Regions from separate parts of the Homo sapiens genome. Here all the other regions are linked to region 2. Evidence: read pairs that join two places in POLR2A ChIA-PET (ENCODE). Cell type or tissue: Panc1. All regions are shown on one strand. Links, peaks and the distances in the headings refer to the core of each region. The heading gives the core; the rest is flanking DNA.

What was found. ChIA-PET counts read pairs that join two places held together with the same protein. Peaks named below come from ENCODE experiments on the same cell type or tissue, not always from the same donor. Only the 100,000 strongest peaks of a DNase experiment are listed, where the experiment ranks them.
Region 1: POLR2A ChIA-PET joins it to region 2 with 6 read pairs; 3 of 35 experiments call an interaction of 5 or more read pairs at or near these places.
Region 3: POLR2A ChIA-PET joins it to region 2 with 5 read pairs; 4 of 35 experiments call an interaction of 5 or more read pairs at or near these places.
Region 4: POLR2A ChIA-PET joins it to region 2 with 8 read pairs; 11 of 35 experiments call an interaction of 5 or more read pairs at or near these places.

What each region holds. Positions count from the first base shown.
Region 1 is chr3:177,137,574-177,145,117 of GRCh38, reverse strand. The region is part of intron 1 of TBL1XR1 (TBL1X/Y related 1); the gene reads left to right. Among named protein-coding and RNA genes, the nearest start is that of TBL1XR1, 56 kb to the left of the region's middle. RefSeq lists a silencer at 283-577. In Panc1, for the core only: no CTCF peak of the experiment used is centred there; no DNase peak of the experiment used is centred there; H3K27ac peaks cover 1,758 bases.
Region 2 is chr3:177,430,925-177,438,468 of GRCh38, reverse strand. No RefSeq gene overlaps it. Among named protein-coding and RNA genes, the nearest start is that of LINC00578, 7.2 kb to the left of the region's middle. In Panc1, for the core only: no CTCF peak of the experiment used is centred there; no DNase peak of the experiment used is centred there; H3K27ac peaks cover 275 bases.
Region 3 is chr3:177,795,464-177,803,007 of GRCh38, reverse strand. No RefSeq gene overlaps it. Among named protein-coding and RNA genes, the nearest start is that of LINC02015, 18 kb to the left of the region's middle. In Panc1, for the core only: no CTCF peak of the experiment used is centred there; no DNase peak of the experiment used is centred there; H3K27ac peaks cover 424 bases.
Region 4 is chr3:177,365,504-177,373,047 of GRCh38, reverse strand. No RefSeq gene overlaps it. Among named protein-coding and RNA genes, the nearest start is that of LINC00578, 73 kb to the left of the region's middle. RefSeq lists an enhancer at 6,702-7,203. In Panc1, for the core only: no CTCF peak of the experiment used is centred there; no DNase peak of the experiment used is centred there; H3K27ac peaks cover 1,779 bases.

The DNA.
Region 1 (7,544 bases), core at 2,297-6,296, 290 kb after region 2:
TAACCACTAGGTTCCTGTTCGTTAAGCTTGCCTGGTACCACTTGAAGTTATAATTAAACAGTCAACAAAATCAGCCTGTGCATTTGAGTTTTGGTTTTAAAGCTTTAGAGCAGGGGTTGGCAAACTGCAGTCTGCAGGCCAAATGTGGCCAGCCTGTTTTTTTGTGATCCACAAGTTAAAAATGTTTTCCATAATTTAAAATAATTGAATAAAGAAGATCAAAAAAGAATGATATTATTTTGTGACAAGTTAAAAATTACATGAAATTCAAATTTTCATGTGTAAAGTTTTATTGAAATACAGCCACATTGATTAATTTATGTGTAGGTTATGGCTGCTTTCTTTTTCTTTTTTTCTTTTTTTTTGGGACGGAGTCTCCCTCTGTCGCCCAGGCTGGAGTGCAGTGGTGCAATCTCGGCGCACTGCAAGCTCCGCCTCCTGGGTTCACGCCATTCTCCTGCCTCAGCCTCTGAGTAGCTGGAACTACAGGCACCCGCTACCACACCCAGCCAATTTTTTTTTTTCTAAAGTAGAGATGGGGTTTCACTGTGCTAGCCAGGATGGTCTCGATCTCCTGACCTCATGATCCACCCGCCTTGGCCTCCCAAAGTGCTGGGATTACAGGCGTGAGCCACCGCGCCCGGCCAGGTTATGGCTGCTTTCACTTCACAACTACACAGTTGAGTAGTTGCAACAGAGACCTTTGGCCTTGGAAGAATTACTATCTGGCCCTTTACAGAAAAACGTTTTCTAACCTTGGCTTAAGATGGAGAACGATTCTTTAATGTTGTACTTAGTAACTGCCTCTTTCTTTGTCAGTGCCATGAGTCAAAAATTTATGCTGTGAATATGTCACTTTGTGTTTTTTTTTGAGACGGAGTTTTGCTCTTGTTTCCCAGGCTGGAGTGCAGTGGTGTGATCTCAGCTCACTCCAACCTCCGCCTCCCGGGGTTCAAGCGATTTTCGTGCCCCAGCCTCCTGAGTAGCTGGGATTACAGGCATATAGCACCATGCCCAGCTAATTTTGTATTTTTAGTAGAGACGGGGTTTCTCCATGTTGGTCAGGCTGGTCTTAAACTCCCTACCTCAGGTGATCCGCCTGCCTCCCAAAGTGCTGGGATTACAGGCATGAGCCACCATGCCCGGCCTGAATATGTCACTTTCTTAACTCCAACACTGTTAGAAGCAGTCATCCCCACTCCACTGTCCTCGTATATCTGTGGCATGACCTTCATAGATTTCTACCAGTCTCACTTGTTCCCCAAAGCGTTGTTTTCTTTAGTCACTTCATTGCAGATGACCACAGTTGATAATTTAATTCTGTTAGAGCCTGAATGAACTATCAGAGACCCATCTTATATAATTAGCTGTACCCTCACTGAATTGAAACCTAAACAATTGGATAATATTCTCAGATTCCCATCACCTTGAAAGTTTGCTCATTTACCTACTTCACATGGTAGTTACAATAATTTAATGAGATAAATATAATCTAGTATTTTACTGAATTTTCACTTGCACAGGCACTGAGCCAGGTGCTTTTCACACATAACAAAAAGTTTAATTTCAAAGGTTAGCTGATAAATATTTTAAATTTAGGAATAAATATCCCCCTGCCCCATCATCACTTCACGTACTGTAAAAAACTTACAGCATTTACAAGTTTTAAAATCACATTAAAGTGGTTGACATAAATTAATATCTTTGCCTATAATATTCCTTCCCTTTTTTTTTTGACTTGTAGATACAGTTGATTTTTGTCATTCACTGTAGTTATGTTCTTTATAGTTGCCTTGAACACTGACTTAGCAAATACTGAGCATCGCTCCTACGGGAATATGCAGGGTTAGGTTCCTGTAGGCCTCGGTCATAACATTTTTGTCAGCTGATCAATAGTAACTGTGTGTTTCTGTTTAAAGATAACTTCCTAATATATATTGTTGATTGATTAATATTGCATTTAGAGTCAACAGCACTAAAACTCATATGAACAAAGCTTATTTCCCACACATATTTTCTCTGCAGCCTTTTTGTACTTAGCAATACTAGATAGCCCTAAGCATAGTGATCAAGTGCTATTTTAAATAGTGAAATGACCAACAGAAAGCACAAACATGCAAAAACGTGGCACTAAATAGACCACCCAAAGGACATTTGTTTGCCATATGATGGCTGAAACAAGGCAGAATGCTGTCTTTTTTTTGTCTTCAGGTGGGTAAGTGTACAATGGGCACCTCAAATTTTTCATCATTTTGTGCATGTCCACATATGATTGCAAAAGTGCTGCAAGTATTAATTTTGGTGCAAGCAGGCAAATTCATAAATGTGAAATCCATGAATTGGTGAGGATTGACTGTATTTCCCTTGATGCCACTAATTTATTATTGTAAATTTATTATTTTAAATTTTTATTTCACTTGCTTCTTAAATTTACTTATTTTAATCGTAAATAGACATAAAAATTTACTATATTAACTGTTAAAAAATGTATAGTTCAATAGTGTTAAGTAAATTCCTACTGAGGTAGGAGACGGGACTTGACTCCAGAGTTGGGGCTTGGACTTTGCACCAGGTGAAGACTAGCTGAAGCAGGGAAGAGATGAAAACACTTCTCCATAAAGACATGCCCACCAGTGTCATGTTAGTTTATCATTGCCATGGCAACACCTGAAAGTTTCTGTCCCTTTCCGTGACAACAACCTAGACGTTACCCCACTTCTAGAAATTTCTGCAGAACCTGTTCCTTAGTTTGCGTGTAATTAAGAGTAGGTGTAATTAAGAGTAGGTATAAATGTGACTACAGAACTGCTCCTGAGCTGGCCCTCTGGTCATACTGCTAATGGGGGAGCCCTGCTCTGCAAGGAGCAGTACTTCTGCTGCTGCTTCCACTAAAATTGCTGTCAAACACCACTGGTTCACCCTGAATTCTTTCCTGGGTGAAGCCAAGAAGCCTCCTGGGCTAAGCCTGAATTTTGTCTCTTGTCTACCCTGCACTACAATCAGTCTCCAGTATTCATCCTGCAAAACTGAAACTCTGTGCCCATTAAGCAACTTCTTCTCATTCCTCTCGCCTCTAGCCACTGGCAATCACTATTCTTATTTTCTGTCTTTATGAATTTGAGTATTATAGGTACCTTATGTAAGTGGAATCATGTAGTGTTTGTCTTTTTATGAACTACCTTAATATACTTAGCATAACGTCCTCACAGTCATCTATGTTGTAGCATGTGTCAGAATTTCCTTGCTTTTTAAGGTTAATGTTTCACTGTATATATAGACCATGTTTTGTTTATCTGTTGATGGACACTTTGGTTGCTCCCGACTTTCGGCTATTGTGAATAGTGCTGCTGTGAACACGGGTGTACAAGTATCTCTTTTGAGATCCTGCTTTGTTTTGGTCCACTAACAGTTTATCTTTTATATGCGATACATACACATTGTAAAAATGAGTGAACCAACCAGATGGAACAGATGTACACTGTAAAGTGATATGTTGAAAGTTCTTAGTTTGAGCTCATTCTATTCACCAAATACAGCTGTTGTTAAGACTTCGATATGTAACCTTGCAAATGTGTTTTTATGCACTTTCAGGTGCATATAAAAATATGTGAAAAATATTTAATACGATTTATATGTAGTTTAATAACACTTGAGATCATATGCATACTGTTCTGTTGATAACCTAATGCATTGTGAATATTATTCATGTAAATACAAATATATTTTGTTCTTAACTTCTACTTGGTATTCTGACTTACTTAACTTCTACCTGGTATTCTGACTTACCATAACTTTTTAGAAATCAAAATCAGTTTTTAAATTATTTAAAAGTAATGCATGCATGCAGCAGAATCTCCAAATAGGATAGAATGATACGAAGAAAACTAAGATCTTTTTCCCCCATCCCCAAGCTTTCTAGAGGCAGCCACTGTTAATAGTTGTTTATTTCTTGCTTGCTTTATTTTAAATGATAAATTATACTAAAGAGTCAGTATTAACTATGGGACATATTTCATTTGAAAGCTTTGAGAAAATTAGTGCATTTATTCTTCCTTACATTTTCTTTTTCCAGTTAAATATATTATTATTTTTACAAGATAAGGATTAGAGCAGGGGTGTCCAGTCATTTGGCTTCCCTGGGCCACAATGGAAGAAGAAGAATTGTCTTGGGCCATATATAATATACACTAATGATAGGTGATGAGCTAGAAAACAAAATCGCAAAAAAATCTCATAATGTTTTAAGAATGTTTATGCAGGTTGGACAAGCTAGGATTAGAGTTTGCAACTACGTGATTTTGAACCTCCTTTTTTCCTGTAGGATGATTTTTAAAATTGAAAAACAATTACTGTTATGACTATTATTTACTTATATTTATGAGGAAGGAAATAATACTGTCATTTAACTTGTTATTAAAGGAGAATCTCCCACTGTCAGTGACAAGGGTATACTGTTGTTTTCTTTTTCACTTGTTACTTCTGGTTCATACTCAGCTGCCACTGTTTCTTCCAGGTCGTGTTGTGTTTTCTTTGTTGTTTTGCCACTTTACCTTTTCAGTTTTTTCATATAAGTAAAATTTCAGTTCTTGAATGTCTGAAAATGCCTTTATTTTGACTCAGTGGCAAATCTGACTTGACAGCAGTGCTTTCAAGCTTTTTCATGTCGTAAATTGATAGAAAATGGTAATCTTTGTGTGGTGGATGAGACTGCTTGTAGCAAAGGCCTCTGGCTGCTCACCTGGTAACCTGTTGGTAGCATGCATTTGGGGAAGCTTTGGGTTATAGGAATATACGTTCAAGGTACTTTTTTCTTTTTTTGAGTTGGAGTCTCACTCCGTCACCCAGGCTGGAGTGCAGTGGCTCCATCTTGGCTCACTGCAACTTCCGCCTCCGGGTTCAAGCGATTCTTCTGCCTCAGCCTCCCGAGTGCCTGGGACTACAGGTGTGTGCCACCACGCCCAGCTAATTTTTGTATTTTTAATAGAGACGTGGTTTCATCATATTGGCCAGGCTGGTCTCGAACTCCTGACCTGGTGATCTGTCCACCTTGGCCTCCCAAAGTGCTGGGATTGCAGGCGTGAGCCACCGCACCTGGCTGTTTCAAGGTATTTTTCTTGTAGAACTTGGTGGACACTGCTATATTGTCTTCTAGCACCTGTTACTTCTGATTAGAAGATGAGTGTTAAGGTGATCCTGGTTTTGTTCTGGAAGCTTTCTTGGCATTCTGAAATTTTACTGGTGAGACTCCAGTTACTACAGGTATTTTTAATTTGTTTTTAATGTTACTCTGTTGAGTGTTTTCAGTTTGACAACTGAATCATTCTTCAGCTCTTGGAAAGTTTAACTTGCCCCTTCCATCTCTCTCTGTTCTCCACTTTTGCATGTCTTACGTTGTAAGTAAATGTTGGACTCTCTAGATTGTCAAATTTTCTTTTTCTTTTTTTTTTTAACTATATTTTTGGGTTTTTTTGCTTTACTTTCTGGGAAACGTTTATATTCTAGGCAAATGAATTTGGTGTTTAGTTATGTCCCATTTTATTACACAGTTGAGATTTTTATGCTTTAATTTTTTTTTTTCCCCCCGAGATGGAGTCTTGCTTTGTCACCCAGGCTGGAGTACAGTGGTGTGATCTCAGCTCACTGCAACCTCTACTTCCTGAGTTCAAGCGATTCTCCTGCCTCAGCCGCCCAAGTAGCTGCAGCTACAGGCGCGCGCCAGCACTCTCAGCTAATTTTTGTATTGTCTCTTTTTTCTTTTAGTAGAGACAGGGTTTCACCACGTTGGCCAGGCTGGTCTCGAACTTCTGACCTCAGCTGATCTGCCTGCCTCGGCCTCCCAAAGTGCTGGGATTGCAGGCATGAGCCACCACACCCGGCCAGTGCTTTACTAATTTTTAATAGCCATTGCTATTTGTTTTTTTCTTAAATGTGGCGTATTTTGTTTTTTAATCTTGCAGTGTGTTTTTTGAGTCCCTATGAGGATATTAATGAGAATTAAAATATGTTTGTCTGTTCGCTGATTTCTGTATGTTCCTCTTGCACCTTTTATACTATTAGGTTTTGGCAAATTTTTGGTGCATCTTGGTTAGTATTGTTAGTTAAAGTATGTTTCTGTTGCAGTATGTATATTGGTTCTTTTTCTATGAGGCTTCTCTCTTGAATAGTAGTTTTGGTGACAGGTTCTGTGAAATGGGGTCAGGTATGGACCAGCAGTACTCCTTCTAGGGAGTATGGGTGAGGAGTCAGCAGGCACATGGTACCCTGCTCTCTTGGGTTACTGTGGTGTCTTCAGTACTTCCAAGGAGCAGTGCTTTGGTATATTTCACTCAAATGGTGAGAGATCCCTTCCTCTTTCCCTCCTTTTTCTCCCTTTTTGCTTCCAGCCCCTTTTATTTCTCTTTCAGCATTAGAGGTCTAGTGTTGCCTTCATCTTTGTGCTGTACTGCTCTCTCCAACCTGGCTACTCTCACAGAAAGCCTTACCTGGCAACAATGCCCACTTTCCCCCTCTCCCTTTTTTTTTCTCCCAGACAGGGTCTTGCTCTGTCACCCAGGCTGGGAGTACAGTGATGTGATCATGGCTCACTCCAGCCTCAACCTCGAGGCTCAAGTGATCCTCTCACCTCAGCCTCCCAAGTAGCTGGGATCACAGGAGTGTGCCACCACCCCAACTAATTTTTACTTTTTATGGAGATGGAGTCATACCATGTTGCCCAGGCTGGCCTCACACTCCTGGGCTCAATCAGTTCTCCCACCTCGGCCTCTCAAAATGCCGAAATTGCAGGTGTTTGCCATTGCACCCAGCGAATGCCCACCTTTTATAGAGATTCCTTTTCTGGCTTTATCCTTACCTTTAAGCTGCCACCAATCAGCATCTCTGTTCACAGGGTCAGAGGATGGGGTCATCTGTCCAGAATGTGGGTAATGCAGTGCCCTGATGAAGTACCATCATTGTTTCCTTCTTGTAGTTGTGATTAGTATATAACTTGGAACTTCTCTAGTGTGGCCTTGAAAAGCCTTTCATGTCTTAAACGTGGGTTTTTTTGTCAGTCTGTTTTACTTTCAACCTGATCAAAATTCTTTAGAATTTATCATCATCCAGTGACATCTACTCGCTTTGCAACAGTGCTGTTGTTTCATTTTATCTTTGAGACAGGGTCTTGCTCTGTCATGCAGTTTGGAGTACAGTGGTATGATCACAGCTCACTGCAGCCCCAACCTCACAGGCTCAGTTGATCCTTCCACCTTAGCCTCCCTAGTAGCTAGGAGTACAGGTACCACCACCATTCATGGCTAATTTTTATTTTTTTCTGTAGAGTCGGGGTTTTGCCATGTTGCCCAGGCTGTTCTCAAACTCCTGGACTCAAGTAGTCCACCTGTCTCAGCCTCCCAAAGTGCTGGGATGACAGGCCTGAGCCGAGGACCCTGGCCTTTTATTTCATTTTAATTTAAATCTTTTCCCTTCATTTTGCGTGGGGCCTTGGGAAGGAGGAGCAGTAGATACATTTGTCTGCCTTGAACTGTAATTGGCTAATTTATGACTGT
Region 2 (7,544 bases), core at 1,418-5,417:
TATGATCTCAAGTAACTATCAAAACCACTATTGGAAACCATTAAAAGGGCATGTTCTTTCCATCCCGTACAGCACGCCATTCTGGCACCTTGTTTACTGCACTAACTGGAGGTATAAAAGAACAGACCACTGGCTTATTCCACACCTGATATAGAATTCCATTATTGTAGACCAGTTATTCAATTGAAAAAAAATCATCTAATCTGCCAGCCTATTGATGAAATCATGAACTCCTGCTGCTCTGTAATAAATATTGCATGTGTCAATTGGATTATAAGAGAGCCTGGAACTTTGCCCCTTGGCATCTGGCATAGCCCATCAGACTTAAGTTTCCCTATCTCACTTTGCTGTAGCAAAACTGTAGTGTTGAAACCTAAGGGCTGAAAGTTTTTAATTAGCCTTTAAGAATACACCCACAATACTGGCAAATGCCTCTCGTAGCAGGGGCCTTTAGAGATGATGTCACATTTTGCGTGGTGAAAAATTGGTCTCTGCTGTGACAGTTAGATAATTTTTTTAATGGATATTACATAAGTTTAGCAATTTATGACTTTTATCATGTCTTAAGCTTTGAACACAAAGATCGCTTTTTCTTATTGCTTGGGGTTTCATTGCTATTTTTTAATAACATGTTATTAGTGATTTTTAGTTGATGAATAAATGTAATGTCTTCTTGGTATAATGTGTGAGTGAGCTGGAAATGACCTGTCCCTTCTGATCAGCCACCATGTGGCCTTGGAAGAGGTTGGATGACCCTGCTCAAGGCGGAAACATGTAACTTCCCTAAAAGATAGCCTAGGTTTTTATACCAGAGCATTCTCTGATACTAAAGTTATAAATGTTTCTCACTCATTTCAATCAGCAAATTCTATTTCGAAACTTACTCCATTTGTGAGTTTGCCTGCTAAAAGATATAATGACACTTCAGATTCTTAATCTGTCTTCTATTTAAATCAGTAGCATTGTATCTTTTTTTCCATATAACTATCAAAGCAATCCTTAAGAGACTGTTCCAGGAAAAGACTATCTAAAATTCATTTTAGAAAGGCTAAATGTTGGATCTCAATGCTCCCTGTATGATTTGGGAATTTGGGGCATCATTGCTAACTGTCTGAGCAGAACACTGCACAACTTATGTGGGTTATTTTCTAGCTGAATATTGGCCTAACTTCACCAAGCAATTCAGTTCTACAGACCCGATTCAGACCCAAAGAGTAACCTAAATAGATTCCCTAAGTAAGAAAAAAGAAGAAAAAGAAAGCAAGAAAACCTGGTCAGTTTAACATCTCTTAAAGGAAATGTTAATGTTCTCTAGTAAAAGAAGATCTATAATGTGTTAAAGAAAATTTTTAAAAAGTTGAGTGATGTCAATGCAAAGCAATGGGGGTGTGGCATATTGGCAGGAGAGCTCAATTAAGAGTCCAGTGGTCTGGTCTCAGCCCTTCCATTAACTAGCTCCGGATGCTGGGCAATTACTTCCCTTTCTGAGGCTCAATTTTCTCATCTGTAAAATGATGGAGCTGGCCTTGGATCCCTAAGGTCCTATTCAGTGCCAACACATTTGAGGCTGTGAGTCTATAAAAGATTTGAGATGGCTAAAATAGGAGGAGGAGGCAGATGGTATATTGGGCTCAAGAGCTGTGACCAGGAAGAGCTCTGACTACTTCTTAAGAGTGATATGAACCAAGAAGTAGAAAAAGAAATGCAACTTTGTATTTATAATGGAAGATACATGGTACTATACTTTTGTCAAATCCATAGAATAAATACCAAAGGTGAACCCTAATGTAAACTATAAACTTTGATTAATAATGTGTTATCTATTTTCTTTTTCTTTTACTTTTTCTTTTTTTTTTGAGTTGGAGTCTCATCCTATTGCCCAGGCTGGAGTGCAGTGGTGCGATCTCAGCTCACTGCAACCTCCACCTCCCAGGCTCAAGCAACTCTCCTGCTTCAGCCTCTTGAGTAGCTAGGATGCCACCATGCCCAGCTAATATTAGTATTTTTAGTTGAGACGGGATTTTGCTATGTTAGACATGCTGGTCTCGAACTCCTGAAGATATTTTCTTTTCTTTTCTTTTCTTTTTTTTTTTTTTTTTTTTTGAGACAGAGTCTCGCTCTGTCGCCCAGGCTGGAGTGCAGTGGTGCCATCCTGGCTCACTGCAACCTTACAACCTCCGCCCCCAGGTTCAAGCGATTCTCCTGCGTCAGCCTCCCAAGTAGCTGGGATTACAGGAACGCACTACCACGCCCAGCTAATTTTTGTATTTTTAGTAGAGACAGAGTTTCCCCATGTTGGCCAAGTGTTGGCCAAGCTGGTCTGGAACTCCTGACCTCAAGTGATCCACCTATGTTGGCCTCCCAAAGTGTTGGGATTACAGGCATGAGCCACTGCACCTGGCCACTATTCCTTTTATACAACATATCAATAAGATTCTGGGGAGGGGGCAGGAAAGTTATGATAAAGGTATGATACGAGATGTTATCTTAAAGATATTAAAGATGCATTAATATATTAATAAAAATAATAACAAAAGAGTAAAACTAATAATAAGACTAAATTAAGCTTCCAACCTTAGATAGCTTCTTGTTGAGATTCACTCAACAAATTTGATTTCTGGAAGTCTAGGGACCCAGGTAAGTGCAAGAAAAGGTGTTTCTTTTAGTCATCATTTAAGCAATCAGTAAGCAGTAGGCTCTCAGCCCTTCAGAGTCATGAGCAAGACAAACATAAAGCCTCCTCTCATGAAGCTTACAGTTCAGTCTAGTGGGCAATAAGGACATTTTATAGTTTGCATTTATGGAAGTATTCTATGTGCCGGGCTCTGTGTGAATTTTTCTGGAGTATTTTTTATTTAGTTCTTGCTACAACTCTACAGGTATATACTTTCATTACTTTATTTTATATGTAGGGAAAGTGAGACACAGAAAACTGAAACAAATTACCCAACATCACAAAGCAAATAAGAGACACAGCCAAGACTCAAATGTGTGCCATATGATCCCGGAGCCTCTTGGCTGCTTCTTTGACACTAATAAGTCTTTAATAATAATTAGTAAAAATTAAAATAATAAGCACATGGCCAGGTGCAGTGGCTCACGTCTGTGATCCCAGCACTTTGGGAGGCAGAGGCAGGTGGATCACCTGAGGTCAGGAGTTCCAGATCAGCCTGGCCAACATGACGAAACCCAGTCTTTACTAAAAATACAAAAAATTAGCCGGGCTTGATGGGGGGCGCCTGTAGTCCCCACTACTCAGGAGGCTAAGCCAGGAGAATGGCGTGAACCCGGGAGGCGGAGATTGCAGTGAGCCGAGATCGCATGACTGCACTATAGCCTAGGTGACAGAGCGAGACTGTGTCTCAGGTAATAATAATAATAATAATAATAATAATAAGCACGGCAGAGGGAAGTCACCTGGCCCAGAGAGTAAGGGAAGGCCTCCTTGAGGAAGGGACCGGAAGAGGAGCAGAAGTTAAGCTGGCACAAAAGGGTGAAAAGCCCGAGGTGAGAAAGCTGCTCTAGGTTATTAGCAAATAATTACATTTTAATTTATTCACAAAAGCCATTGTACTGTTACCACACACATATGCCTAAAACAGCATTAAGTAAAGGTCCTCATATCCATTATCACGTACATATGCAAAAAATAGCTTTAAGTGCACAGTTTTTAAAAATTATTTTAGAAATTGCAATGGAGTACAAAATTATCTTTTTATGTAAATCCAAGATTAGACGATTATTTCTATCTAGGCTGTGCTACAAAGATATTCTCCCAGAATCATTTCTGGATGGCAGTTCCAGAAACCTGGAGATTCTGGTAATTAGACCTTTGCTTCCAAATGACAGGAGTTGGGGAGCCAGGGAGATGGAGTTTTTGAGGTGCCCAGTTCAGTATAGCGAGAATCCGAGTCCTCCTACAAGTGAACAACAAGAAACCACCACCTGCCTCTAATCTCCTCCTCAACCACTAGCTGGGTGCTCGCTAAGGGAGGGCAGGTAGGATTCTCAGTCCTGGGTTAAGGAGGAGTCCTAGAAATCAGGATGGAGACATTCTTGGTCACAGTGGAGCAAAGGAAGCAGGTGAGGTGGTTGGCCTGGGCCACTGCTCACGAGGGGAGCAGCCTGCCGCTGGCTATGACTGATGGGAAGCATGGATGTGCCTGGGCACACGTGGCTGTGCTGAGCCTGAATCAGATAAGCCTGGGTGTTTTTCTGTGTGAAAGGACAAAAATGGTACTCGACTTGTGTCAGGGCTAATATTTAAAACTACATCTAGAACCAGTTCAAACACACATTTTACAATTCTGAGTGCAGGACTGTTTTTATGCATTGAGCTCTTTCTTCCAGAAACTATCCTCCTATTCCTCAAAGAGAGGGAAAAGGTCATGTCCATAATTCTAGCCTTAGGTTTCTTTTTTTTTTTTTGAGACAGAGTCTCACTCTATCACCAGGCTGAAGTGCAGTGGCACCATCTCTGTTCACTATAACTTCCACCTTCTGGGTTCAAGTGATTCTCCTGCCTCAGCCTCCCGAGCAGCTGGGATTACAGGTGTGCACCACCACACCCAGCTAATTTTTGTATTTTTAGTAGAGACGGGATTTCACCATGTTGGCCAGGATGGTCTTGATCTCTTGACCTCATGATCTGCCCGCCTCAGCCTCCCAAAGTGCTGAGATTACAGGCGTGAGCCACCGCGCTCAGTCTAGGTTTCTTTTTTAAAAGTTTAAATGACTGTCTTAGCCCAAGCATTCCTAGAACACTTTGGAAGTTATTCGTAAGTCGTGACTTCCATTTGCAAGGATGAGTCTAGCAGGGACACATATAGCCTCAAGTAACAACACTACAATACCCAAGGACTCTACCCACACTTTCCACTGACCTACCCTAGAGAAATAATTTGAGGTTGGAATACCTACCTGGGGGTGGAAGGGACAGGATCTTCTATCTATTGAAGCCTGCTTTGAAACATATACTATTGAACCCTCACATCCGCCCCATCTCTCAGAGCCCCCATTTTACAAAAAAATAACACCATGGCTCAGCGGGCCTCCATCTTGACATGATTCCCTGTTGCTAAGTAATTTTAATACGTGTGCATTAAAGCAGGCTGAGAGCATCAAGGAATTTCACCAGCTCTTTCATGTGCTCAGCACAAATTGGTAGATGCTTCTAACGAAGTTAACGGGAGCAATGCAGATGCCTATACGGGAGCCCACCCTCCCTGGGGCAGCACAGGCTGCTGACTATATTGTGAAATATTTGAGTATACCAAGGCCTCTGGGAGACCCCATAAGTCCAACTTTCAAGGTACAGATGTTCCTCTACTTACTATGGGGTTCCATCCTGATAAACCCATCCTAAGTCGAAAATATTGTGAAGTTGAACCATTGTGAGCCTGGGACTGTCTGTAGTAACATTTGTGTCTCCTTCACCACTGAGCAATCAGACTTGAAATTAGGAGGAGTGGCCAGGTGTGGTGGCTCAGGCCTGTAATCCCTGCACTTTGGGAGGCCGAAGCAGGTGGATTGCCTGAACTCAGGAGTTCAAGACCAGCCTGGGCAACATGGTGAAACCCAGTCTCTACTAAAATACAAAAATTAGCCAGGCATGATAGTGCATGCCCATAGTCCCAGCTACCCGGGAGGCTGAGGCATGAGAATTGCTTGAACCTGGGAGGCGAAAGTTGCAGTGAGCAAAGATTGTACCACTGCACTCCAGTCTGGGCAACAGAGCAAGACTCTGTCTCACAAAAAAAAAAAAAAAAAAAAAGACATTAGGAGGAGTGAAAGGTGGTGGTGCCTAGATGTGACAGGATAGCCAAGGAAGTTAGTGAAGAGGCATCGGGGGCACATGGCAAGGGTGAAGAGGATAGATCCAGATGGGACTGAGATTACCCTTCGGCAATGAGGCAAGTTGGGGAGAAGGTTGATGGAGTAAAGATGGGAAAACATCTGTGAATGCAGGGCTCTGCCTCTCCCAAAGGAAACTGCAGAGCAGATGATAATTGACCTGTTAATTAATAATGAGAAAATTTACTTATTTGTTTCACTTCCCAAAGATAAATAAATCAATAAATGGCCCAACAAACCCTAAGGAGCTGAACTTGGCCTCATGTTCCCCTTTGTCCCTAGATCCAGCCTTTTATATCCTTTTTCACCAACTTTAGTATTTCAGTTATTAAAATCTAACACAAATAAACCTAGCTCATGAAAACTAAAAGTTTAAGCAGCAATGAATCTTAATTTGGACTACTTTTTTAAGGGTATTTATATGCGACATTTGCCTTATTACAACGTTTTATTTCTTTCCAGTGAAGAAAGCAGCTTTTTTTTTCCTTTAAGAAGAAATTCACACTCATTCCGAAGGCTGTGCCTATTTCTTATCTCCTTGAGCCTGAGTGCAGTGCAAACAATAGAAATCAGCCTGAGAACACGTGACTCCCTCTTCAATGGGGTCATAAATATGTTACAAGTAAATGCTGAAATAATGACTTTCTTTGGACGTCTTTTTTAATTAGAGCTGAAAGAGTTTAGAAAAAATAGTAACCACCTGGCAAGCCAGCTCCTCTTTGAAAGCTGAATTAAAATCAAATGAGAGAAATAATTAGGACAGCTGGAAATAATAAAAACAATAGATACCAGGCATGTCTTTGACAAAACACAACAAACCAGAGAGACATTACAATGCAAAATCTTAATTGTGTCATGGCTCACTAAGTCTCTCTCTTCCCCCCCGCCGCTTCAGTCCTTGATCACAATGGAGGGGGTGGTGGGGAACCACTGTATTACAAGATGTAAAGCCAAAAAGCAGTAACACTCTTATAACCTGAATGAGCATGACAATAAACAGAGGTAGTTGTTGCTGTGCGTAAATAGATACAATGCCACAATTTGACTGAATTATTGTTTCTCCTTTTTTGTTTCTTGTATAGGGTGCTAATTCTTACTTCTTGCAAACTGTGGATTAATACCTATCTTTGGATGTATGTGTCAAGTCTTAAATTTGGCTTTTCAAATATGAGGTTTATCTGGATTCTGTTGTCCATATTCAGAATTACTCCTGAGTAATTGCTGGCCTGAAAAAAAAAAAAAAAAAAAAAAAAACACACAAAAAAACGCACCCGAGATGAATTATGCCACTCCTCCAGAATGCAGATGCTTCTTTAGTCACTGCTGTTCTAAATAACATCTTTTTTTTTTTCTATTTTACAGGGTAGGAAAAGGCTATATGCCAAAGTGCTAACAGTGGTTTGCTTTGGGAAATGGGGTTACTGGTGATTTTTCATTGTGCTTATGGTTTTTTTCTGCATTTACTAAATTCCTCATCATTTAAAGCCAAACATAGTTTCATGTAAATTCTTCAATCCTATAAATGCATTTAAGAGGGGGGAAATGGCCCAGAAACATATGAATGACATTTAGCAATGGGAATGGAACACAGAGGAACGACGTTCACCGACTTTGCAACTACATTAAAGTGCAAATCGCTTGCCCTGTAACTCAACTGGAAGGTAGGCAAAGGTCCCAGAGTAAATCAGGAC
Region 3 (7,544 bases), core at 1,652-5,651, 360 kb before region 2:
TTTCTCGTCCTTAAATCAAAGCTGGCAGTTCAAGGAGGTGATGTACTGTGCCTCTGTACTTGAAACCTCTTCACTGATTGCTCTCAGATGAGAATAATAGCAGAACGCCAGCCAATTTCTAGGCTGGTGAGAATCTTGGGGAAAGAGAGTTTTAAAAATATTGTGCCCCACGGAGTCACCACAGTTGGTGAAGAATAACAGTGGCTCGTTAGGCCAGCCAACATTCTAGCCTGACCACTAAGTGTCATTGTGGTCCCAGCACACAGACCTGGGTCAGGAAGAGAAAAGAAGAGGCATAAAATGCAGATCATGAGCAATGAGCTTCATCATATTTGATAGGTCATTTCTAGAGAATTACACCATTAAGGAACGTGGGAGTGCAGAGTAGCAGATGTACAGAACTTCAGAAAAACAGCTTGTGTAGTGCTTTAAAATTAGTTAGGAGCTTAATAAAAATTGACATCTATATGGACACTATCTCATGGTTGAAAAGCCAGCTGAAAGGTTGAATAGACTGTAAACGAATGAAAATAAATGGATAGCAAGTCATACTGGGAGGAGTTCAGGTTGGCATTTGAAGAGCTCTTATTTAGCATGAGAGCTTGGTGACTAAGCTATTACATTGGGATAAATAGATTGGGAATGAAATGTGCAAATGAACTAAGCTGGCAGGAATCATTGGAAAGGTAGGAAACCCTATACCAGGGAATTGTTTATATTCAGATTTAGAAAAGGGCTGCTTCTGAACATCTGTTTTCAGAATATATAGCAGCGTCATGTGGGCTGGAAAGTCAGGAACAGGCTGCACTCATGAATGGAAGAAAGGCAGCTGGCACAGGAGAAGAATTGAAAGGCACTAAGCTAGGTGGGCTTGGCAAACTGATGATAAAGCATGAAACAATCTATAAACACTTAAAAGATGTGAACACCAAGGAGAGTGCAAAATTACTTATCCTGATATCCTAGGGTAGACTAATGGGAGGAAAGTTTAAAAAGGATAATTAGAGTCAAATAATTTCTTTAAAAAATTGTGAGCCTCGCCATTTAGACTAAGAAATGACTCAGGTATGCATCATATTATTATTTCAAGACCCACTGCTCAAATGTCATGATATTTTGGTGGGGTTTTATATGTTTGTTGTTGTTGTTTGTTTTTGTTTTTGTTTGAGATGGAGTTTTGCTCTTTTTGCCCAGGCTGGAGTGCAATGGTGCAGTCTCAGCTCACTGCAACCTCCGCCTCCCGGGTTCCAGTGATTCTCCTGGCTCAGCGTCTCGAGTAGCTGCTTTTACAGGCGCATGCCACCATGCCTGGCTAATTTTTGTATTTTTAGTAGAGACAGGGTTTTGCCATGTTGGCCAGGCTGGTCTTGAACTCCTGACCTCAGGTGATCCACCCACCTCGGCCTCCCAAAGTGCTTTGTTGTCTTTTCGACTTCTTCTCTCCCACATTCCCCAGGGCAGAATTAATCACTCTTTGGATTATCTCCTCAGTGCATTTAAAAAATGCTTTTATTATAGCACTGACCACTCTGCACTTTAGTTATATCTGATTCTATTACAAGAGAGTGAGTTTCTCCTTTTTTTTTTTCCTTTTTCAATGTTTATTTTAGAATCAAGGGGTGCATATGTAGGTTTATGGTTTAGGGTAGGACTGACCCCATCACCCAAGTAGTGAGCATAATACCCGATAGGTAGTTTTTCAGCCTGTGTCCCCCTCCCTCTCTCCACCCTCTAATAGTCCCCAATGTCTATAGTTTCCATCTTTATATCCATGAGTACCCTATGCTTACCTCCCACGTATAAGTGAGAACATGCCATATTTGGTTTTCTGTTTTTGTGTTAGTTCACTTAGCCTCCAGCTGCATCCATGTTGCTGCAAAGGACATGATTTCCTTCTTTTTTATGGCTGTGTAGTGTTTCATGGTATATATGTACCACTTTTTTTTTTTATCCAATTCACTGTTCTTGGGCACTTGGGTCGATTCCATGTTTTTGCTATTGTGAATAGTCCTGTGATGGACATAAGGTGTGTGTGTCATTGTAGTGGAACAATTTCTTTTCCTTTGGGAATATACCCAGTAATGGGATTGTTGGCTCGAATGGTAGTTCAACTTGTATTTCTTTGAGAAATCTCCAAACTGCTGTCTACCGTGGTTGGGCTAATTTATACTCCCACTGACAGTGTATAAGTGTCCCCTTTTCTCCATGGCCTCACCATCTGCTATTTTCTGACTTTTTAAGAATAGTCTTGCTGCCAGGAGTGGTGACTCACACCTGTAATCCCAGTACTTTGGGAGGCTGAGAAGGGTGGATCACTTGAAGCCAGGAGTTTGAGACCAGCCTGGCTAACATGGCAAAACTCCATCTCTACTAAAAGTAAAAAAATGAACCAGGCGTGGTGGCACATGCCTGTAGTCCCAGCTACTCAGAAGGCTGAGGCAGGAGAATCACTTGAACCCAGGAGGCAGAGGTTGTAGTGAGCCGAGATTGTTGTCACTGCACTACAGGCTGAGTGACAGAGCGAGACTGTGTCTCAAAAAAAAAAAAAAAAAAGAAAGAAAGAAAAGAAAGAGAGAGAGAAAGAAAGAAAGAGAGAGAGAAAGAAAGAAAGAAAAGGCATTCTGACTGGTGTGAGATACTATCTCATTGTGGTTTTGAGTTGCATTTCTCTGATGACTAGTGATGATGAGCATTTTTTCATATGTTTTGGGCCACTTGTGTATCATTTTTTTGAGAAGCGTCTGTTCATGTTCTTTGCTCACATTTTCATGGGATTATTTGCTTTTTGATTTGCTTAAGTTCCTTATAGATTCTGGATATTAGACCTTTGTTGGGTGCATAATTTGCAAATATTTTTTCCACTGTAGGTTGTCTGTTTACTCCCTTGATAGTTTCTCTTGCTGTGCAGAAGCTCTTTAGTTTAATTAGGTCCCACTTGTGAATTTTTGTTTTTGTTGCAATTGCTTTTGAGGACTTAACCATAAATTCTTTGCCAAGGCTGATATCAAGAATGGTATTTCCTAGGTTTTCTTCTAGGATTTTTATAGTTTGAGGTCTCACATTTAAGTTTTTAATCCATCTTGAGTCCACTTTTGTCACTTTATACGGATAGCCAATTACCCAGCACCATTTATTGAATAAGCATTCTTTTCCCTATTGCTTTTGTTGAGTTTTTTGAAGATCAGATCAGGGTCTTATTATATTTTGTACCTCAAGCACCTAGAATATTCAATGGTATTTTAAATGTTTAGTGCATTGAATGGTACCCTTATGTGTTCATCTGAGATTTCATTACTAAAGTTATCATTTGTTACCTAAGGTAAGGAAGGCTACATTGTGTTTAGAATATATATGTGAGAAAGTATTTTATGTACTGCTATGAATAGACCGCCAATATATCCATTTACCTTAGTAAAATGATAAAGTACCAAGCGTTGTGCATAGCTTGCTTCTTTATGTGTAGAAATGAGAGTCAAATAAGGATATAGTCATAGGTGCTATTATTTTCATAAATAAGACCTGGAAGGATACTTCCAGTAAGGGAAAGTGCGGTGATAGCATGATGGGGACAGCAGTAAAAGCAAAATTTTTTACTGTATACATTGTTATATTTTTTGACTTTGTAAATATTTGTTCATTAGGTATCACCTGCTCAAAACATTTAATTTTTTTTTTTTTTAACAAACCAGTCACATGGGGAATTAAAACAACAGCAACAGTAACGACAAAGGGCTGCATAGGCTTACGTGGATAATCAGTTTAAGCAGAAAGGTACTGCCATTTGTTTGTTTTAAAAAATGAATTCAATTCCAGTATGGATAAAATTGTTGTTGAAGAAATTGAAGGGAATTTATATTTTCTCATGCAAGCCATGGTAATCAAAATTCTTTTGAAACGCTCACTGGATAAAGGTGACTGCTTGACTATGTTTCTGTTAATTGCACTACTAAGGGTAGCATGCCTTAAGGATCTTCCATCTGTTGCATTGAACCCAAGACAATTCCTTAACATATTGTTAGAAAGTCAATATTTTAAATAATGAGATTTATATGTCCTTGAGGTAGTGTTGGATACTAAAATAGATTTAAATGAATTTTCATTTGTCTAAACTAATTAGTGATTGCTTCTCTGGCTGATTACTTTTTAGAAAAAAACTCTCACACCAACATAAATATATATATATATATATATATATATATATGCATTTGAGAGGCACTTGTCAAAGTATAATTTTCAAGAAGTTATGTAACATAATGTATACAAATACACAATGAGCATGAGTTAAATATTTATTTAACTTATTAATAAGAGAACCAGCTAGACAGTAACGCTGATTCAAAGGAGTAGAGCAGGGGAATTATATAGGCATGGGAGCAAAAACATTTGAATAAGATGGTATCACGTACAAAACTGGTTAATATATCCTATAGAGCAATAAAACCATAACCTTTGGGGTTATCTTTTCTACTGGGCAGAAATCATTTGAATCTCTACCAGATAAAAATTTACCAGAAAACATGCAACTTCACAGAAAATGGATTTTTAATCAATAGTTAGATATAATCAAACAGAGGTATATTGTCCTGAATAATTAAATAATACTTGGACAGGCCTGTTAAAGGTCTGATATGATATTGAAAGAACATGTCACCCTCTTTTTGCCTTCTTTCCAAGTAGGCAATGTTTCTTAACACATGTTAGTGAAAGTCAAAGTTTGTGAAAGAATGGTATGAGCTAAAACTCCTATCTTTGCCCTCAGGCCTGAAATAAGAAAGCAATTCAGAGAGAAGGAACAATGGTATATTTAATATTTTAAAATGTGGGCCTCTTCTAATAGGATTCTCCCCATATAATGAGCTAAAAGAAAAAAGAGAATGATTCACTAATGTATAATAAGTTGCAACTGATATTATTATGCTAAGGATAAAGACAGGGTTGATACCACTTATGAATATGATAATAAATTTGACTTTACTCAGTCAGTGATGAAATGCATCAGTACTCTTAGATTGATTCCTTGAGATGAGGAAGCATTGTAATCTACAAAACTACCCTGACTGGTAGAAAAGCATTTTATGTTTATGGAGACTTGAGATGCAGCTTTAACACAAGGAAGTATCTTAACAATTCAACCTTGTTTTTCCTTGTTAATTAGGAAGGTGAAAAGCAAAGCTTATAGCTGTGTTGGTTCAGAGTAAATGATAGGATTCATCACCAGAAGACGTATTTTTTGATGCATTCAACCCAGCCACAGTCGGTTCTCTAAATTGTAATTAAGGTAGTTGTGTAGTAAATGGGAATGGCTTAGCCAGAGTTTTTTCAGGAAAAGTGAGGGACTAGAGAGAAACCAGAAATACAAAGTTCATGCTAACAAAAAGATAATTTTTCAAGAATTAATGCAATCTATCTTTTTTCGGAAACTGATATAAGACATAATCTCAGGGATCACTAAGTGAAACTATATGGCTATTTTTTGAAATAATAGATTAGTCTAGGAAAATTCTTAGAAATTTGTTAAACAGATAATCCATAAACAACCTTTTCACACGTGAAATCATGGGCTAAGCCAAGAATAAGAATAATCCTATCTTTGCCCAACACAGTACTATTTTCTCTATATCTTTTTATGTTTATTCTATTTAATATCCTATGGAATTTTAGGTTGGAAAGTTTACAGTTGACATGAATATTCTTTTTATACTTCCTCATAGAAATATCAGACATATTATGCCTGCATAGAAATTTGCCATAGAAGAGGAAGAGAAAAAGGAGGGGGAAGAAGAAGAGGAAGAGGACGATATTATCCAAATATTTCTCTTATATTGGGCAGATGACTTGGAAAGGGGAAAATATTATAAAGTGAAACATATGCAATTTGAATTATTTGAAAGCCCTACAACTATTATTATAGAAAGAAATCTGGCCCAAATAGAAGTGTCTCCAATACTACTTAATGTTTTCTTATACACTAAAAGCTGATGTACTATTTGGGAAAAAATAGGAGCTGGAAAAATGTCCACCTAACATGTTCAAAGGAATGTCATTATCCTTTATATTTCTCTGTGCCTGAGGCAGACTTTTCCTTTGTTCTTTTCTCAATTGGTCTCTTAATAAAGCCTAAGGAGGAGAAACTTTGCTTCCCCATTAAAGTAAGGCTATTAATTAACCATATTTGCCAAATAAGACTGGGAAAGTAAAGTATTAAGTAGGAGTCAAACTCAAATGCTGCAAAGTCCTAACTGTGAATGCAATACAGAGAACTTTCAATGGTAGAACCACCATTTGTGCTTCAACTTATAGGGGGGTAAAACACCAACATTATTTTAAGATCTGGTTGCTAGCAATCAAAACCTAGGCTTTTGGGCCTCTTTGTGATGTATGGTAGAAAACTGCATTGTTGTTGTTGTTGTTTTAATTTATGTAAAAATCTCAGAAAATGGCCTTGACTTAAAAAAACAAAAAGCAAACAAGTAAGCAAAAAATCCTGTCTAGAGAGGGACCACATAGGATCTAGGGACACTACTGAATAATTCCAGGGAAGAGGAATTTCCTCTCTTGTGCTGATTTGATGAAAAGGAGAAAGCCTTAGAGGGGTTAAACACTGGTTTGGAATAAGGCAGAAATAGAAAAGAAAAGATCTCCAAGAGAAGTTCTATTCTCAGAAGCAGACGGGGCTGAAAGCCGCCTCTGGCAGACAGACCCCCATCCTCAAAGAGGCAGCCAGGAGCTCAAAAGCTATGAAGAAAGTCTACCAAAGAGACAGAGAAGGCAAGTCTTAGTGGGGAACTGGAAAAAAGGGGAGCATAGAAACTCATCAGAATGGAAAAATATAAAACACAACAAAGCTTTCATCTAAAATGGAGTATTTTTATATGCAAATGAGTCAAGTCAAACTAAGAAGTGATAGTCAAAGGGCAAGCCAGAAGTAGGGGAAAGTAGTTTTCCTAGTCATGCAAATGAAGATCTCAAATTTGATTTGTGACCTCACAAATGAGAAATTGAAAGTGGCCTAGACCATTAGAAGTATAAGATAATGTTATATGTCATGGGAGAGAAAAGGTTTCCAAATATAGAAGGGATTTGATATATTTTTTGAACTCCAAGACATATTAATTTTCTCATTCTTATATTAGTCTTCATCCTATTTAATGGTCCAGCACTGTAGTGCCCAATTATAGGCAATGTGGTTTGTTGGTCAATCAAAGAAATGAAGACTTAGGAGTCAGATTCTTGCCCAGATTCTACTTCTTAAAGTAACCTCAGGAAACCAAGTCTTAAGTTCTTACTCTCTTCTCTGAATACTAATCCTCTCTTATTTCCATAAAGGGTCCCTATTTTAAGCAAGTATTTGAATCCTCAAATTGAAAGATTTTAAGCAATGAGAAAGAACAAACCAAAAAATTGTATCAAAATTACTAAGGTTTACTAAAGAGAAAAAAATGACAAATTCATGGGAAAAGATCCTAAAACAAAATCAGATTAAGGTCTTTGACCTATTGAATCACTAATCTTGGAAGAATTGAGATTTCATAGTTATTCTTTAA
Region 4 (7,544 bases), core at 2,035-6,034, 66 kb after region 2:
ATATATGATTGAGTTATTGATTTAGAGTTTAGATTTACACAATTTTAATGATATAATATTGGAAGATTTAAGAGATTTTAGTGTTCCCATAGCTGAATTTGATTTGTTAGATTTACAACAGTTATTTAAATACTTAGAAAAGGTCTGTTAGCTAAAGCAAGCAACTAAAGTCTATAAAAGGAAAATCAAGCACATTTAAATCATAAATGAAATTTAAAGTGTTCCAGGCTGTTTATTTAAGTTTGTGAAAAGGACCAAATATTAGTCAAAGGCTGCTTTAAAAATGATTGTTAAAATTTGCTCGATTTATAAACAGAAAAATAAGATTTATAAACTGAACTTAAAAGCTTAAAAAGAACTACATGTGTGGATTTGTAACATTAATTAATTGATTATTAATTTTTAAAGCGAAAAAACTCAGTAATCTTTTCTGCACACAAAAACTGCCTTGAAGGATAATTTTTAAGCCATATTTAACAACCTTCTTGGGAACTCAGTGAGTGAATGAGGAAAAAGAATTACGCTCACGAAGAAAAGGTAGATAAAATATATTTTTAAAAATATGGCCCAGAGTTAAAACTAAATAGTATGCTTTCACTTACCCTCTCCTACCTTCCAGTAAATGCAGGAGAAATGCTACAAGATAATGTGGATGAAGCAAAAGATCAGAATTATTCAACAATTTTTATTATTGAGTACCTACTCTATGTTTTACACTATGGGAAAATGCAAGAATATGTGGCATTTATAATCTAGTGAGGCAGGTAAGACTCACAAATCTGAAACAGAGAACAGAATGATTCAGTTCAATAAACACTTATTGAGAGCCAGCCTTGCAACAGATATAGTGACTGGCTCCAGGGAGGGGGAGGCGGCTGGGCTCAAAAACAAACAATAAGCTTTATAATTAAGTGCTAAATTGCGTGTTGCAGAAGTCAAGTGAGAAGCATTCAAAGAGAGATAACAAAGTCTATTGGAACAGCTGAGATTTATGGATGAGGTAAGAATTGATCTGGGCTTTGAAGGATGGAAAGGACTTCAATAGGCAAAGGGGGTGGGGCTGGAAGAGAGGGGCACTATGAATCTAGTGTGCAAGGGAAGCAACAAAAGAAACCAGCAGAAATGCTACACATTGAATGACAGTGGAATTAGATCATGGAGCAATTTCTAAATTACACAAAACTAAAATTAAAGCTAGTTACTAGACTAAGCTACTAAACAATAATAAAAGCAATAATAATTACTACCAAACATTGAGAGGAGGTGGCATAAAATAAGATAAATCCTCATATGCCATAGCAATGAGTCAATAGGTACTATTTAAATTTGATTAATCATAAAAAAATTATGAGCATATATTACTAAACCTTTTGTGATAAACACCAAAGGAAAGATAAAGCTAAAATAGGTTGTCTCTGGGGCTGGAACTAAGGATGAGGAGGGTGGGGGACCAGAGAATCTTGTTATAAACTTTTCTGCACAATTTGAGTTGATACCACATGATTGTATCACTTTGATCCAAATATGAATATTCAAAACAAATAAACTCAGTTATTAGGCCATGTTTGTTTGACCCAGAGGTAGATTTACTACTAAGCTAATAAAGCCTAAGCCCTGATTCCTTCCAAGACCTACATCTAATTTTGTATGTATGTACTTTCTAATTTTTTTTTTAAAAAGGCCTTCCCACAGTCATATAAGCACCAGGCCCTGGATGACCCTGGTTTGAACTACAGTCTTTTTCATTTCTCACAGTTCTTTAATGCCTTTCTTCCTTGACATTTCCTAGAAAGAACCTAGTCTCTCTACTTTTTATGTTACTTTTAATCAAGGCATATGGTCTTAGTTATGCTAATAAATAATCTTGCTTCAAAATAAAATCTCTACTTGATTCAGTAAACAATATCGAGGCACGTAGTTTTGTTGTTGTTGTTGTCCATGAAAAGAGTATATTCTTTTATTGTTTTTTGTCCATACATGTTAAGTTTCAACTTTCAATAATAAAATTCAATAAATTTGATTCCTTCATCATAAAAACTTGCTTTACACATTATTTACATGTTGCCAAAGTCCATGCAAAACATCACAAGGATTTGATTGACTCCATGCATGATGCCATCACACAGAAGGAGGAGGGAGCTAATCCAGTAACATACATTCAAAGATTAAATTATAGATACGTACAGTGTATTTAGCACTGTTCATTAATATTATAACACCTTCCTCTCAAAGACAGGCATTCTTAAGCGTTAATCACAATATACCAGAATTTGCACTTAGATTTTTAAACAAAGAAATGAACAAGGGGGAGTGGTGATCTAAAAAAACGTCCCCTTGACAGAGTTTGAATTGAAGTTGGGAGAGCCTGGAAGCACAGGGACCAGTTGGCAACTGTTGCAGTAACTGCTTGGTGAGATATAAAGGCTTGGATCAGCTGGTAATAGAAGTAATGAAGAAAATGAGACAGATGCAGGGGCTATTTTAGAAAGGAATTGACCAGGTCGGGTTACCAGCTAAAGACCTGCCCTACAAATAGTTAGGATACTTCCAAGTTACACTTTGGGATAGAGCTTGATTTTTCACTCATTTTTTGGCAAATGTCTCACAGGCTTCAACTGAAAAGTTGACCAGTAAAGCCAATTTGAATGAATGCAGCCTGCCAGTCCCTCTGTAATTCTAGTCAAATATTTATGGATGGAATTCTACCAGTGACTTTCTTTTAATAACAAAATCATGAATTGTCTAGCCCTGGATATGTATTCATATTCTTGTACACAATCTTAGGAGCATGTGCTGATGAGACAGGCTAATAAATGGATTCAATTAAAACAGCTGACAATCTTTTGGACCAAGGGAGTTCTCACTTGGACAGTTTATATAGCTGCCTATATTCTTACTGCGGCAGATTCTTAACAAATCCACGTCCTAGAAGAAGAGGCACATCACAAAACTGTTCTGCAATAGTAAAGCTACGTGGCAAACAAAAACAAATCCCAAGCTAAAGAATTTGGGGGAGAACATCTAATATTTTGTATTGGTCTTGTGACTTGTATTTCTTAATATCTCTACAATGTATTTTGAGTAGTGTGTCTACATCATGAGGATTCTGAATACATAAACTGTAGGTCTTTGAATTTCTCTGTGGAAATAAGAAATTTAAAATCATGTTTGTATGCAGCCAACCCAGCACAGCTGACCTGAAAAGTGAAGCCACTTAATAATGCACCTGGGTTGTTTCCTGATTGATTGATGATTGATTGACTGTCATGCATATGGAGAAATTAGCAGCCAGGCTTGAAACTTGGTAGGAACTGCTCTCCTTTATCTTTCATCCTCTGTCATGGGTTGGTTTTTTTGTTTTTTTGTTTTGGGGGTTTGTTTGGTGGGTTTTGTTTTTGTTTTTGTTTTGTTTTTTTTTTTGAGTCGGAGTCTCACTCTGTCGCCCAGGCTGGAGTGCAGTGGCGCAATCTCGGCTCACTGCAAGCTCTGCCTCCTGGGTTCATGCCATTCTCCCACCTCAGCCTCCCGAGTAGCTGGGACTACAGGCGCCCGCCACCATGCCTGGCTAATTTTTTGTATTTTTAGTAGAGATGGGGTTTCACCATGTTAGCCAGGACGGTCTCGATCTCCTGACTCGTGATCCACCCGCCTCAGCCTACCAAAGTGCTGGGATTACAGGCGTGAGCCACCGAGCCTGGCCCACGGTGGGTTGTTTTTGTTGTTGTTGTTGTCGTTGTTTGTCTTACAAATGGAGCCTAGGCGGGGCACGGTGGCTCACGCCTGTAATCTCAGCACTTTGGGAGGCTGAGGTGAACAGATCACGAGGTCAGGAGTTCAAGACTAGCCTGGCCAACATGGTGAAACCCCGTCTCTACTAAAAATACAAAAAAATTAGCTGGGCCTGGTGGTGGGCGCCTGTAATCCCAGCTACTTGGGAGGCTGAGGCAGGAGAATTGCTTGAACTCAGGAGGTGGAGGGTGCAGTGAGCCAAGATTGTGCCACTGCACTCTAGCCTGGGCAACAACAGCAAGACTCTGTCTCAAAAAAAAAAAAAAAAAAAAAAAGTGGAGCCTAATGCTCTACCCTTTTGTTTTTAAAAAAATAACTTTGATTGCATCAATAAATACTAAAATTATACTCACTAATCATAATGCCTACTAAGTGCAGAAGTTGAGTTAAGAAGTGGAAATACCGGGCACAGTGGCTCACGCCCGTAATCCCAACACTTTGGGAGGCCAAGGCTGGTGGATCATCTGAGGTCAGAAGTTCTGGACCAGCCTGGCCAACATGGGGAAACCCTATCTCTACTAAAAATACAAAAATTAGCTGGGCCTGGTGGCAGGAACCTGTAATCCCAGCTACTCAGAGAGGCCAAGGCAGGTGAATCACTTGAACCCGGGAGGCGGAGGTTGCAGTGAGCCGAGATAGCACCATCGCACTCCAGCCTGGGGGACAAGAGTGAGACTTTGTCTCAAAACAAACAAACAAACAAACAGACAAACAAAAAGAAGTGGAAATACAGGCCAGGCGCGGTAGCTCATGCCTGTAATTCCAGCACTTTGGGAGGCTGAGGTGGGCAGATCGCCTGAGATCAGGAGTTCCAGACTAGCCTGGCCAACATGGTGAAACTCCATCTCTATTAAAATTACAAAAAAATTAACCGGGTGTGGTGGTGCATGCCTATAGCCTAGCTACTCAGGAGGCTGAGAAGGCAGAATCACATAAACCCGGAAGGCGGAGGCTGCAGTGAGCAGAGATCATGCCACTTCACTCCAGCCTGGGCAACAGAGTGAGACTCCATCTAAAAAAAAAAAAAAAAAGTGGAAATACAGAGCTAAATATGTGAAGTGCCCCTGCAATAGCTCGAAAACTAGTGAGCAAATTAAACAGAAAACCACCCTGTGAGTGCGATGATGGAGACATATTCGTTTCCACATTCTATTCTCTCATCCTCATGTAAAAGGAAGTGGGGGAGACTTTCAATGCATCATAAATTTTACTCCCCTCTAGATTGCAACCTTTCTGACATTTTCTCCCACTTTCCACTATTATTTGTCCTTGTTCTCTTCACAGCTGAAAGCTCTCCCTCTCTGCTGGCTCCTTGCCATCATCCGCATTATTAGTATGCTGACGCAGTGCCCGTCTTCATATATACCTATATATGCCTCCAACACAATGCAATCTTTATTAAAAGGTTGTGTTGGCCAGGCACGGTGGCTCACTCCTGTAATCCTAGCACTCTGGGAGGCTGAGGCAGGCGGATCACCTGGAGTCGGGAGTTCAAGACCAACCTGACCAACATGGAGATACCCCATCTCTACTAAAAATACAAAAAAATTAGCTGGGCGTGGTGGTGAATGCCTGTAACCCCAGCTACTTGGGAGGCTGAGGCAGGAGAATCGCTTGAACCCGGGAGGTGGAGGTTGCAGTGAGCCGAGATCGCGCCACTGCACTCCAGCCTGGGCAACAAGAGTGAAACTCTGTCTCAAAAAACAAACAAACAAACATAAATAAATAAATAAATGGTTGTCTCCAATAACTGCCTCCTTGGCCACACCACCCACTTTCTTCTCACCCACTGTAGTTTCCCACCTGCTACTTCTCTCCAGAAACTGCTCTTGCCAAGACAGCTACTCATCCCCTTAGGCCAGAACCAACGGTTTATTTCTGTGATCTGTTAGCTGTTTTCACACTGTTGAATTCTCTTACTACCCTTAACATCCTTGCAAAAAATAAAAAAAAAAAGCAAACAAACAAACAAAAAATTCCTGGTTTTCTGTCTTCTTCTCTGGCTATTTCTTCCCAATCTCTTTTGCTGATGATCCTTTTAAGTATTAGTTTAATATGATCCCTGGGTTTTGTTTTCTGTCTCTCTTCTCTTTGTATACAGCCTCCAGTGATCTCATCCTCTCCAATCACCATCTAAGAGAATACATTTGATTTAAAATTATTTTAAGTGTCCTAGACTGAATTTCTCAGGTACACCCTAAAATGGAGCCCAAATCCCTAAGGTGACTCCAGAATGAAACTTTTTTTTTTTTTTTTTTGAGACAGAGTCTCGCTCTGTCATCCAGGCTGGAGTGCAATGGCGCGATCTTGGCTCACCGCAACCTCCGCCTCCCAGGTTCAAGCGATTCTCCCGCCTCAGCCTCCCAAGTAGCTGGGATGACAGGCGCCTGCCACCATGCCCGGCTAATTTGGTATTTTTAGTAGAGATGGGGCTTCTCCATGTTGGTCAGGCTGGTCTCGAACTCCTGACCTTGGGTGATTCACCCACCTCAGCCTCCCAAAGTGCTGGGATTACAGGCCTGAGCCACTGCCCCCAGCCGGAACTGACTGCTTAAAGCCCTCAGTATTCTCATTGGTGAGAACAGATTAAATAGCCAGGAGCACGGAAGACCGGCTTACCCTCCAGAGGCTGCTTTAGCTCATATTGGAAATTCTTGCAAAGCCCCAGAACTACAAAGAAGAAAATACAAGTAAAGAACAAAAGGGCGGGCCGGGCCCAGTGGCTCACGCCTGTAATCCCTGCACTTTGGGAGGCCGAGGTAGGCGGATCATGAGGTCCGGAGATGGAGACCCTCCTGGCTAACGCGATGAAACCCCGTCTCTACTAAAAATACAAAAAGTTAGCCAGGTGTGGTGGCGGGCACCTGTAGTCCCAGCTACTCAGGACGCTGAGGCAGGAGAATGGCGTGAACCCTGGAGGCTGAGCTTGCAGTGAGCCGAGATTGCGCCACTGCACTCCAGCCTGGGTGACAGAGCAAGACTCCGTCTCAAAAGAAAAAAAAAAAGAAAAAAGAAAAAGAAAAACAAAAGGGCACGCTGGATTACCAGCTATCTCCTTTAGAAATTCGTGGCTTAGGCTGGGTGCCGTGGCTCACGCCTGTAATCCCAGCACTTTGGGAGGCCAAGGCATGCAGATCACGAGGTCAGGAGATCAAGACCATCCTGGCTAACACGGTGAAACCCCGTCTGTACTAACAATACAAAAATTAGCCGGGCGTGATGGCGCATGCCTGTAGTCCCAGCTACTCTGGAGGCTGAGGTAGAATTGCTTGAACCCGGGAGGCGGAGGTTGCAGTGAGCCGAGATCATACCACTGCACTCCAGCCTAGGTGACAGAGCGAGACTCTGTCTCAAAAAAAAAAAAAAAGTTTGTGGCTTCCTTTGAACTATTTTCTTTTGTTTATTTGTTTGTTTGTTTATTGTGAGACGGAGTCTCACTCTGTTGCCCAGGCTGGGGTGCAGTGGCACAATCTCAGCTCACTGCAACCTCCACCTCCCGGGTTCAAGTGATTCTCCTGCCTCAGCCTCCCACGTAGCTGGGACTACAGGCGTGCACCACCACCCCTGACTAATTTTTTTGTATTTTTAGTAGAGACAGGGTTTCACCATGTTGGCCAGGCTTATCTCAAACTCCTGACCTCATGTGATCTGCCCACCTTGGCCTCCCAAAGTGCTAGGATTACAGGTGTGAGACACCACGCCCAGCCCGCTTTGAACTATCTTCTTCCAAACAACAACAACCTGAGAAGGTGGTT